Linked DNA regions of Mus musculus: region 2 is linked to region 1. Evidence: chromatin loops called from intact Hi-C (ENCODE). Cell type or tissue: gastrocnemius. All regions are shown on one strand. Each heading gives the region's core, and the rest is flanking DNA. Links, peaks and the distances in the headings are about the cores only.

Region 1 (5,374 bases), core at 313-5,312:
CAAAAACAGATGAACAGAGGCCACAAGGCTTGTCAGGTAAAGATGCTTGCTGCCAAACCTGCGCTGACTTGAGTCTGAGCCCCTGGACCCACATGATGGACAGAGAGCCTAATCCCATACGTTACCCTCTGACCTTCACATAAGCACTGTGCCATGTCCACAAACATACACAGTAAATACATATAATATAATATAATATAATATAATATAATATAATATAATATAATGTTGAGAGACAAGCCAGGCCAGGCATGTTCACATTCCTGTAATTCTATCTTGGGAGGTAGAGACAGGATTTCCAGGGCAAGCTGGTTAACAAGAACAGCAAAATCATTAAGCTTTGTGTTCAACAAAAGACCCTGCCTCAGTAAAAATAAAGTCCCAAGTAGTAAGCGGTCAGGGGAGATAGCTGATGCTAACCTCTGACCTCCACTTTCATTTACACACACATACATGCACACACACACACATACACACATACAAGACAGCTTGGCCTGGGGCATTTTGGTTGTGGCTGTAATGTCAAAGGGCTAATCTGAGACACTCCTCTGTCTTCAGAAATTTAAGAGCCAAGGTGAATGCTGCAGGAGACAGCTGATCTTCAGCTGGAGGCGGAGTCCGGGGAGTTCCTCCCAGGCGCTAGAAGGACTATGGCCCTGTTTAGGGCCCTGTTTAATGAACTGCAGAGGACTCTTGTTGCTAGACTCTGTTGCTAAATAGGTTGGAAGGGCTGAGCTGATGCTATTTAAGAATACACATGGATGGAGCTGGACGAAGGGAAAGGAATTCCTCTCCATGGAAGTTAAGTTCTATCAAAGCAGCTGTTAATTGATCTACTACTACTACTACTACTAAAACCAGCATGGGGGATGGGAGCTAAAGCTCAGATAATGGCGTTCACTGTATGGCATGTGTGGTATGTCCGGGATTGACATTTTTCTGCCTTATTGTAATTACAGTGCTTGGCCGAGTAGACCTCTGGTTCTGTTTTAAAACCACTACAGTTAGATGGACTAGGCACGCCACACAGTTTGCCTGTGGTCCAGGTCAATTCCACAAACACATTATTGTGTTTGGGTGGGCAGGGTGCTGTGGGAACCCACAGGGAACCTCTCTTCAGATTCTCCAAGATGAGATTTCTAGAAATGGCTATCATGGTTTTCACTATCTAGAATCCATCTATTCTGAATGTCTAGTTTTATTTTATTTTTTTTTTTTTAAAGATTTATTTATTTATTATTATATGTAAGTACACTGTAGCTGTCTTCAGACACACCAGAAGCAGACACACCAGAAGAGGGAGTCAGATCTTGTTACGGATGGTTGTGAGCCACCATGTGGTTGCTGGGATTTGAACTCTGGACCTTCGGAAGAGCAGTCGGGTGCTCTTACCCACTGAGCCATCTCACCAGCCCCTAGTTTTATGTTATATCAGAAATAGACTGGGGAAAATAGCCTGTAGTTTGATGTGATTTTTGGAGGTCCTTATTTTGGGCTTCTTGTCATTTTCGTCTGATTTTCCTTGCTGAGGATCAAACCTGAGACCTCTCAGAGGCTGGAAAGTACTCTACCCAACCTGCTTAGTGCTTTTCTATTTTTATTTTTTAGATTGTTATTATTTTATCTCATGTTTTTGAGGCAAGGTCTCATGTTGCCCAAGCTAGCCTTGAACTTGTTAAGTAGCTAAAGATTGCCTCGAGCTCCTGATCCCCCCCCCCCCGCCCCCCAGCCCCCAAGTATTAGCATTATAGGCTGCAGGTCCTCTGCAAGAGCAGCCAGTGCTCAGAACTCCCCTTCGCTATCTCCCTAGCCCAGCAGATCCCTTCTCATCGAACCCAATCACCCTCTGACCGCTTCTGTAGCAGGCTTTCCTTTTCCTCTCTGCTCTCGCAAACAGTGCCCCTTGAACACAGCAACACAATCATTTTAACATTTCTGTTTCCGACACACTTACACTGGCCCGCACCACCATGAAACTCAAGCGCGGAGAACTGAGCTAGCTGTACCACAGGTTACCCGTGGGCACAGCGACTGGGGTGCCCTGCCAGCTCAGCAGGGGTGCGGTCCAGCTGGAGCAGCGGTTTCCCTGCACTCCCTCTGAATGCCTTACCAGACTCGCAGGAGATGAATGCTCTAGGACTTTGAAACGCTGCCATCTTTTCAAGTGGCAGGCCGCTTTTAGCCCTTCATCCCTGGGCTACAGGAACACCAAGAGAATACAAACTAGGATGGGTGGTGGATGCTGGTTCAGTCAGACAGACTCAGGGCGGATGTCCTCTGTTAGGGAAACTAACTCAAAGTACTACCAGATACGCATGGATTTCCACTTGTTTATAGGAAAGCAGCTCATCTGACCTTGCTCCCCTGGTGGGCACGGCTCCCTGACTTCTATCTCCAGCATCATGGAAAATGGGCATGGGGCCACACAACTAAATCTCTTTAAGAACAAAAACCAACAGCAGTAAGACCCCCATGGGTAGCTATTGATTATGTGGCTGAGGGGACCTTGAACCCACAGTTCTCCTCTATCTCTCCAGTGCTGGAACTACAGGCCTGCTCCGCCATGTCTGGTTTTATGGGGTGCTAAGGACTGAACTGAAAACTTTGTGGCTGCTGGTCAAGCATCTCCCAGGCCACAGAGTATCTGTCTTTTGTTTGCGAGTTTACATTTTATTTTATGTATGGATGTCCTTTGTGGGTGTGTGTAGAGGTCAGAAGAAAACTTGTGGGAATTGGTTCTCCCCTTCTACCACGTGGGTCTTGGGATTGAACTCGGGTCATTAGGCTTGGCAGTGAGTTCCTTAGCCTGCTGGGCCATCTTGCAGGTCCCCAAAGTACCTATTTGGATGTATTGTTGATGTACGGTTGGCATGGGAATGAACGAGTCATTCTGCCTTGGGGACAGAGTCACCCCACTGGTGTGGCTTGTATCACACAGGCATTGATTCACAGGGCTTCCCCTCTTAGTATTCAGATTGGGAACTTCGATGAAAACCACAGCCCAGCAGCCTCACTCCCTGAATCTCGATAGCAGTTGGGGTTTTTGGTTTTTTGTTTTATTTTGTTTTTGTTTTTAAAATCTATTGAGGTCTTGTGAAAACAGTCCCATGTTTGTATAGATGAAGTCAGTAATGTGCCCATCTGACCACTTGAAAATCTTGAGGTTTCTTCTGTTTGTCAGGCCACCCCCCTCAAAGACCAAAATGAACAACAAAAATAAGCCTGTGGGGTAACTCACTTCCTTCCAGTTAATACCAGCCAAGTCAGAATTTTTAAGGCAGATTTGGGTTCCAGATGGAGCAGCCGTGGTTATCTGATTGGAAATCTCGCTCACTGATTTGTGCTAAATATCAGAGCAAATTACAAGACTGGCCATAAAAAATGATTTATTGAAACAGGATCTCCTCTCTGTGGAATCCTGACTGTTCTGGAACTTCCCTATAATTCCCGCACTTGGGAAGCAGAGGCAGGCGGATCTCTGAGTTCGAGCCAGCCTGGTCTACAGAGTGAGTTCCAGCACAACCAGGGCTACAGAAACATGCCTCAAAAAAAAAAAAAACAAAAAAACAAAAAAACAAAAAAACAAAATGAAACACCAGCCCAAAAAAAAAAAAAAAAAGTGACCTAAAATGCTTCTTAAATCATGCCACAGATGTGACCTACATTCGGAGTCACTGTCAAACCCAGGAAGGCCATGTATGAAAACAATTCAGAAAGTCTCCCTAGCTGCCAGCTCCTGTTGGCTTTTCTCTGGGGAAAAAAATGGAACAGTTTGACTCACCCCTGCCTCCCTAGAAGAGGATGACTAAGAACTTTTGATTCAAGCCTGGTAGTGGTGGCACACGACTTTAATCCTAGCACTTGGGAGGCAGAGGCAGGCAGATTTCTGAGTTCGAGGCCAGTCTGGTCTACAGAGTGAGTTCCAGGACAGCCAGGGCTACACAGAGAAACCCTGTCTCCAAAAAAAAACAAAAAAACAAAACAAAACAAACAAACAAAAAGAACTTTTGATTCTCCCAGCTCCACATGCCTGGTCCTAGGATTATGGGCTTTGGCACCCAGGCTATGAAACACTGGGATGGGGCCCAGGGCTCTTTGTGTGCTACACAAGCACTCTAGAACCTGAAGCACTTCCTCAACCCTCGATTGGCATGTGTGTGTGTATTAGGGTTTCACCACCGTGAACAGACACCATGACCAAGGCAAGTCTTATAAGGACAACATTTAATTGGGGCTGGCTTATAGGTTCAGAGGTTCAGTCCATTATCATCAAGGTGGGAACATGGCAGCATCCAGGCTTGCATGGTGCAGGAGGAACTGAGAGTTCAACATCTTCACCTGAAGGCCGCTAGGAAAAGACTGGCTCTCACATGGTTAGGAGGAGGGTCTCACTGCCTACCCCCACAGTGACACACTTTCTCCAACAAGACCACACCTCCTAATAGTGTCACTCTCCAGGCCAAGCATATTCGTGTGTGTGTATGGGAACATGTGTTTATGAAACTGCACACCCATATGAACACATGAAGGACCAAGGAAGATATTGGTTATCTTGCTCTAAAACTCTGCCTCATCATCTCAGGGCAGGGCCTCAGTGAACCTGGAGCTTGCTGTTTTCCAGCAAGGCTAGCAGCCAGCCAGGAAGCCCAGCAGCCATCCTAACCCCCTACCACACACCTCAGGGTTGGGGTACCAGGGACACATGCAGTGGCCCTGCTTCACGTTCCACTCAGTGATGGGGCTCCAAGCTCGGTTCCCATGCTTGCTGTGCAAGCACTCGGAGCCACTGAGCCATCTCCCCAGCTCTGGTCAACTTTTACACAAGGATTTATTTGGTTTTGTGGACAGTTTCCTCCTGGCTGGCCTTGAACTCGAATATCTGCCTGCCTCTGCCTCTTGATTGCTGGGACTAAAGGTGTGTGTTTAGGAATTTTCAGCATGGAAATAACTTCTTGATGCCTACCTTCAAAGAAAGCCACGAAGACATGAAATTAGAAAGGAGGCGGTGCTTCGGAGGATGGTGTGTTGCCAGGCAGCTAGTGTCTGTCCATCATCTGCCCTATTCACAACTGTCATGTCCAAGGACCAGGAGATAGCTCAGTGGATAACTTTCTTCATAAGCTAGATGCTCTGGATTCTAAGGATAGTTTCCTGTATTCCCAACTAGCCTTGAACATTTATGTCTGCCACACGTGCTTGCCTGGTACCTGTGGAGGCCAGAAGAGCACATCGAATTCCCTGGAACTAGAGTTACCCATGGCTGATGGCTGAGAGCTGCCACTTGGGTGCTGGGAATCAGACCTGGGACCTCTGGTAGGGCCTCGGGTGCTTTTAACCGCTGAGACCATGACTTTGAAGTGCTGACCCTTCTCTC
Region 2 (5,374 bases), core at 279-5,278, 53 kb after region 1:
AGCTTTGGGGGCCCTGGGTGGAGTTGGCTGTTGAGAAAAGGTGGAGGGAGTGGAGTCCCAGCCCTCAGGAGACAGAGGCAGGCGGGTGTCTGTGAGTTCGAGGCCAGCCTGGTCTCCATGGAAAGTTCCATTCCAGGCTACCAAGGGCTAGCTACATAGTGAGATATCAGTTTCAAACACCCCATGATGAAAACACTCCTGACTGCTGCAATGGCAGTGTAGAAGCCAGGGGGTGGGGGGGAGCACGGTCTCGTCCTAGGGACCGTGACTCATTACCACGGCGAGTGTGAGCTCACACCAGGACTGTTTCCGGTCTCCTCTCTGGACAGGAGACTGCACAGCCTGTGCAGCTCGCAGAAGCTGCCTTTCTGCTTGAGTTAACAGAGATTTTGAATTCTACTTTGGGTAACTGGGGTACGGGGCAACAGAAAGCCTTTTATAGCCCTGTTTAGCAAGTGAATGGCCTCCGGATGGAGATCCTGGTCTCATTTGCTGTCTTTCTGTTTTGGGTTTTTTTGTTTTGCTTTCTCCTATTTCAATGACTGTGCACCAGAGTAACCCGCAGTCCTGGGACTGGAACTCTGTAAGACTGGAAAGAAAAAAAAAAAAAAAACAACTTGAGGAAATTGCTGGAATAGTTCAGGCATATTTCTTTGGTTAACTTATTTTGAAGTTTTTTCTGTTTTGTGTTTTCACTGCCTCATAATTTATCCCAGACAGACTGCATTGTTTGGCAAGCCCTTGGCCTAGCCGTTCCCAACACCAGCTCCCAGCACTCTGACTGAATAGAAATTGTCTCTTAGTTTTGAAGTTGAAAATGTATTCTAGATGCAACCCTTTGCTGGAAAAGTTCAACAATGCCACTTACACCACCACATGACAGGACAAAGACTGGCTTCTTCTCCCTTGTTCCTGCCCCTCCCCCCTCTGCTGGCTTCACAGAGCCGGTCCTCAGAGGCAAGCTTGCCTCTCCAACCTCTGACTCGGACAAAGGATGATATTCCTTAATAATTCAATTAGGCTATAAATATTGTTCATGCCGGTGGACTAGCATTGAGGTACAGCTCCCCACCCCCACCCCCACCCAGGGTTTCTCTGTGCAGCTCTGGCTGACCTCGCTCTGTAGACCAGGCTGGCAGAGATCCGCCTGTCTCTGGCTCCTGAGTGCTGGGATTAAAGGCATGCACCACACCGCTAGCTTGTGGTACAGCTTGTGTGTGTGTGTGTGTGTGTGTGTGTGTGTGTGTGTGTGTGTGTGTGTGTTAGTAGGTTTGATCCCGGTTGAGTGTGCATTGGGTGTGCTTTAGAAGCTGAAGAGAAAGCTTAAGGACACTTGCTGCTCTTGCAGAGGACTCACCACCCACATCAGGAGGCTCACAACCACCTACAATTCCACCTCCAGGGCATCCGACTCTCTTCTGGCTTCCACAGACAGCTGCACTCACTTGCTCTCCCCCTCACACACACAATTAAAAATAAATCTTAAAATATAGTTTTGACGTCTTTAAAACATTATATAAAGCTATGAAGCTTTCATTTCTTTTCATTAATTTTTTTTCATCATCATTATTATGTTGTTATTCTGAGACATGGTCTCACTGTGTATCCTTGGCTAGCCTGGAACTCACTTTGTAGACCAGGCTAGCCTCAAACTCACCGAGATCCTCTTGCTTCTGCTTCCTGAGTGCTGGGATTAAAGGTGTGTTACACCACACCTAGCCCACATTATTCTTTTTGAACCAGATTGGACATTGGGTTCTGTTTATCTGTTTACTTATTAATGCAGAGACTGATCTAACCCTTGTGCATGCGAAGCAGGCCCTGAGCCAAATTCCAGCCCTAGTTTCCAATTATCAGTTCAAATTACTAGCTGTTGAATAAAGCCAGTGCACTAGCTAGCTCTTTTCTTTTGGCTTGTTGTTTGTTGAGACGGAGTCTCATGATCTTAGTGCCCCCCTCCCCCCGCGCGCGCCGCCGCGCCCCAAATGCTGGGATTGTAGGAGTGGTCCATTCTAGGCCTGGTTTGTAGGGTACCTGTAGTGAACATTTTGGGGCTGGATAGGCAGTTGAGTCCTTAAAGGGTTTGCTTGCCTAGCAGCCCGGATTGCTCTGAGTTGCATGAAGCACAAGCTGCCGTCGCAGCCTGCCTGCAGTCAGGCAAGCCCTGCTGTTCAAGGTCATCTTCAGCTACACAAGGAGCTGGGGGCCAGCCTAGGCAGTCAGGGGGGTCTGCCGCGAAATTAAAAATAAGTAGTCAAATCAATCAAATATGTTCGCAGTTGCTTGCTGGCCGGAGGCTGGCCTAGAGTCATTCTGGCCAGCCCCTAAGTGTCAGCAGATCTAGAGAGCTTTCGCTTTATTGGTTAGGGTATCCTGGGATCATCTGTGGGTTTGTATCTTTTGAGGTAGAAGTGCCTAGAAAACAGGTAATACTGTGCTATGTTACTAACATCCTATCACATGATTAGTATCTGGTGGCCTGTATGTCCTGCTCTCTTTCCTGGCCGCATCAGACAGACAGCAGACAGACAGACAGACTCGGCAGTTGGGATGGGCAGGAATGTGTTACTTTATAAACTACACAAACTCTAAGTTTAATGTTGGCTATAGTGTGCATGTCTGTGATCCCAGCACTCAGGAGACTGAGGCTGGAGGATTGCTGTGAATTTGAGGCCAGTCTGGGATACATAAGGAGCTCCAGGCCAGCTAGAGCTCTGGTGTGAGGTCCTATTTAAATAGAACAAAACAGACAGATAAGAAAAACATCCTGTAAACAAGTTATTTTCAACGACCCCTTGTTGTTGTTGTTGTTGTTGTTGTTGTTGTTGTTGTGGTCATCCCAAGAAAACGAATGCAGGGTGGAGAAAGGCTAACTGACCCCCACTATTACACTTCTGAGTTTACCTTTCTCTTGGCACAAGGAATTTGAGGAGTGCCAGAATCCAGAGACCCTGCTGGATTCCCCAACGGCCTCCCTTGCAGGGAAGTCAGGCCCATCTGCCAGTTCCAGGGACAGACTGCCAAGCACTGCAGGGTCTGAGCAGCCTGAGCCGATGCTCCATGGAGCCCTACCCCAGGCAGGGCGATGAGGGGCAGTGTGAGCTGCCTCTTCTTGCAATGTAAACCCCAGCCCAGGCCTTCCTGACAAACCGACCCATGCAGAGCGACGATGTTGAGAAGCCAGTGCTCGCTCTGACCACTGGGCTTCCTAAGGTGGTCTTTACCAATTGCCCCAAGCCTCAAACTTTTGGTAATAAAAGATAGGGTTTTTATAATTTTCTGGATTTGTTTGGTTTTTCATGACAGGGCTTTTCTGCCTACTCCTGAAACTATAACTGTTCAGACTGTCCTGACATTAGCTCTGTAGACCAGGCTGACCTCAAACACAGACATCCCCCTGCCTCTGCCACCACCCAGCTGGATCTTTATAATTTTTTAAAATTATTTCTTTTCATTGTATGTGTATGAGTGCTTTGCCTACATGTGTGGTCATGGAAGCCAGAAAGAGCATTGAACCCCCTGGAATTGGAGTTAAGGATAACTATGAGCTACTATGTGGGATTCTGGGAACTTGGGTCCTCTGCAAGAGCAGAGAATGGTTTGTGCTTTGAGACAGGATCTCACTATGTAGCCCTAGCGGTCCTGAAATTCACTTAGTACACCAGGCTGGCCTTGAACTCACAGAGATCCCCTACTTCTGCTTCTTGAGTTCTGGGATTAAAAGCATGTGCCACAAGGCCCCTAGCTTGCTTTTATTCCTAATATCCTGTATCAAAGCAAACAAGGCTGTCCCCTTCCCTGGCTGTCACAAGTGCCATGGGACAACAGATGAGAAGATGCAGCTTAGGTTGGTTCTGTCAATCACCAGGAGTTGGTGACAGTACTCAGGGTCATCATGACACAGGAAAAGGCTGAAGTCCTGAGGGTGGCCATGGGCATAAAAAGAGTTCTGATTGATCGGCATTTTTCTGTCTCCAAGACTGTCAAGTCTGGCTGAAGGTCAGTGTACCACTTTTTCAACCTCACTAAAGTCACATGGACGATGGCAAGGCTTCCAACTTGTGGTCTTACCTGAGTGAGGGTCACATGGGCCCTCTGTCGTCCCAGGATGCACTGCAAATGGAACCTAGAGCTGGGAGGAGACTGCCTGTTATACTATCCACCGTGGTCCAAAGCTTTCCCTCGTTATCCTGTGTGTGTGTGTGTGTGTGTGTGTGTGTGTGTGTGTGTGTGTGTGTTCATGACGACAAGTATTGTTGGTTCTCTCCTTTCTTTATGTGAGACCCTGGAATGGACCTCAGGCATCAGGCTTAGCAACAGGCGCCTTTACCCACCGAGCCATCTTGCCAGCCCTTACCCCATGGTTTGGGATTCTGGAAACTCTCAGAGAGAAGTTTCTGCACTTTTGTGGAAGTGCTTGTTTTCCTGCAGTGAGTTGTTGAGATCCTTGAAGGAGTGTTAGTCAATTGGTGAGAGGTGAGAAGAATTTGTAGCCCAGCTCCCTCAATTTTTGAAGGGTTGGTTGTGCGGTGTCCCCTTAGGTGTTGCCATGGAAAGAAATCAAGCCTCTTTTGTTGTTAGGGCTTCGCTGAGTCTCAAAGCTAGAGAGTGCAGTGGTTCTCAACCTTCCTGATGCTTCACCCCTTTAACACAGTGAGTGCCTCATGTTGTGGAGAACCCTAATCGCGAAATTGTTACTCCACAACCATAATTTCGCTGCTGTTATGAGCTGTAATGTAAATATCTGATGTGCGGGCTCTCTGATATTGCACCACTGCTATAGAGGATCAGAACCCATGCATGACTACCAACCAGTGACTGGCTGTGGCTGACCTTCTCTGGTACAAACTGGCTTTGGGAAATACTGGGGATGGCTCCCCTTCTAGCCAGTGAGCAGTTTGTCACATACAACCTACTTTTTTTTTTTTTTTTTTTTTTTTGGTTTTTGGAGACAGGGTTTCTCTGTATAGCCCTGGCTGTCCTGGAACTCACTTTGTAGACCAGGCTGGCCTCGAACTCAGAAATCTGCCTGCCTCTGCCTCTCAAGTGCTGGGACTAAAGGCGTGCACCACCAACGCCCAGCACAACCTACTTTTTAATCACACATCACAATGTGGCCAGAAAAGGACTCTACTGTTTCGTAGAACAAAAGAGGACAGCTGTTCGTGAGGTGCCCCTGTACTTGGAAACCTTTCCAATTTACTTCAAATGCCAAACAACGGGGCAGACTTAATGACATGGGTACACCTTTAACCCCAGATCTCAGGAGGCAAGCAGGCCTCTGAGTTCAAGGCCAGCCTGGTTTATGTAGTAAAATCCTCTCTCTCTTTTTTTTCAATATGTTAGTTTATTCTTGGAGTAAACACTTCTTTTT

The links. Peaks named below come from ENCODE experiments on the same cell type or tissue, not always from the same donor. Only the 100,000 strongest peaks of a DNase experiment are listed, where the experiment ranks them.
Region 2: a loop joins it to region 1, with 1.8 times the contacts of the local background. A loop is called at or near these places in 3 of 42 quality-filtered maps.

What each region holds. Positions count from the first base shown.
Region 1 is chr2:31,116,745-31,122,118 of GRCm38, reverse strand. The region is part of intron 1 of Fnbp1 (formin binding protein 1); the gene reads left to right. Among named protein-coding and RNA genes, the nearest start is that of Fnbp1, 23 kb to the left of the region's middle. In gastrocnemius, for the core only: no CTCF peak of the experiment used is centred there; DNase peaks (open chromatin) are centred at 2,062 and 2,358; H3K27ac peaks cover 3,068 bases.
Region 2 is chr2:31,063,871-31,069,244 of GRCm38, reverse strand. The region is part of intron 6 of Fnbp1 (formin binding protein 1); the gene reads left to right. Among named protein-coding and RNA genes, the nearest start is that of Gm39786, 70 kb to the right of the region's middle. In gastrocnemius, for the core only: no CTCF peak of the experiment used is centred there; DNase peaks (open chromatin) are centred at 1,170, 1,873, 2,149, 3,012 and 1 more place; H3K4me3 peaks cover 270 bases; H3K27ac peaks cover 1,200 bases.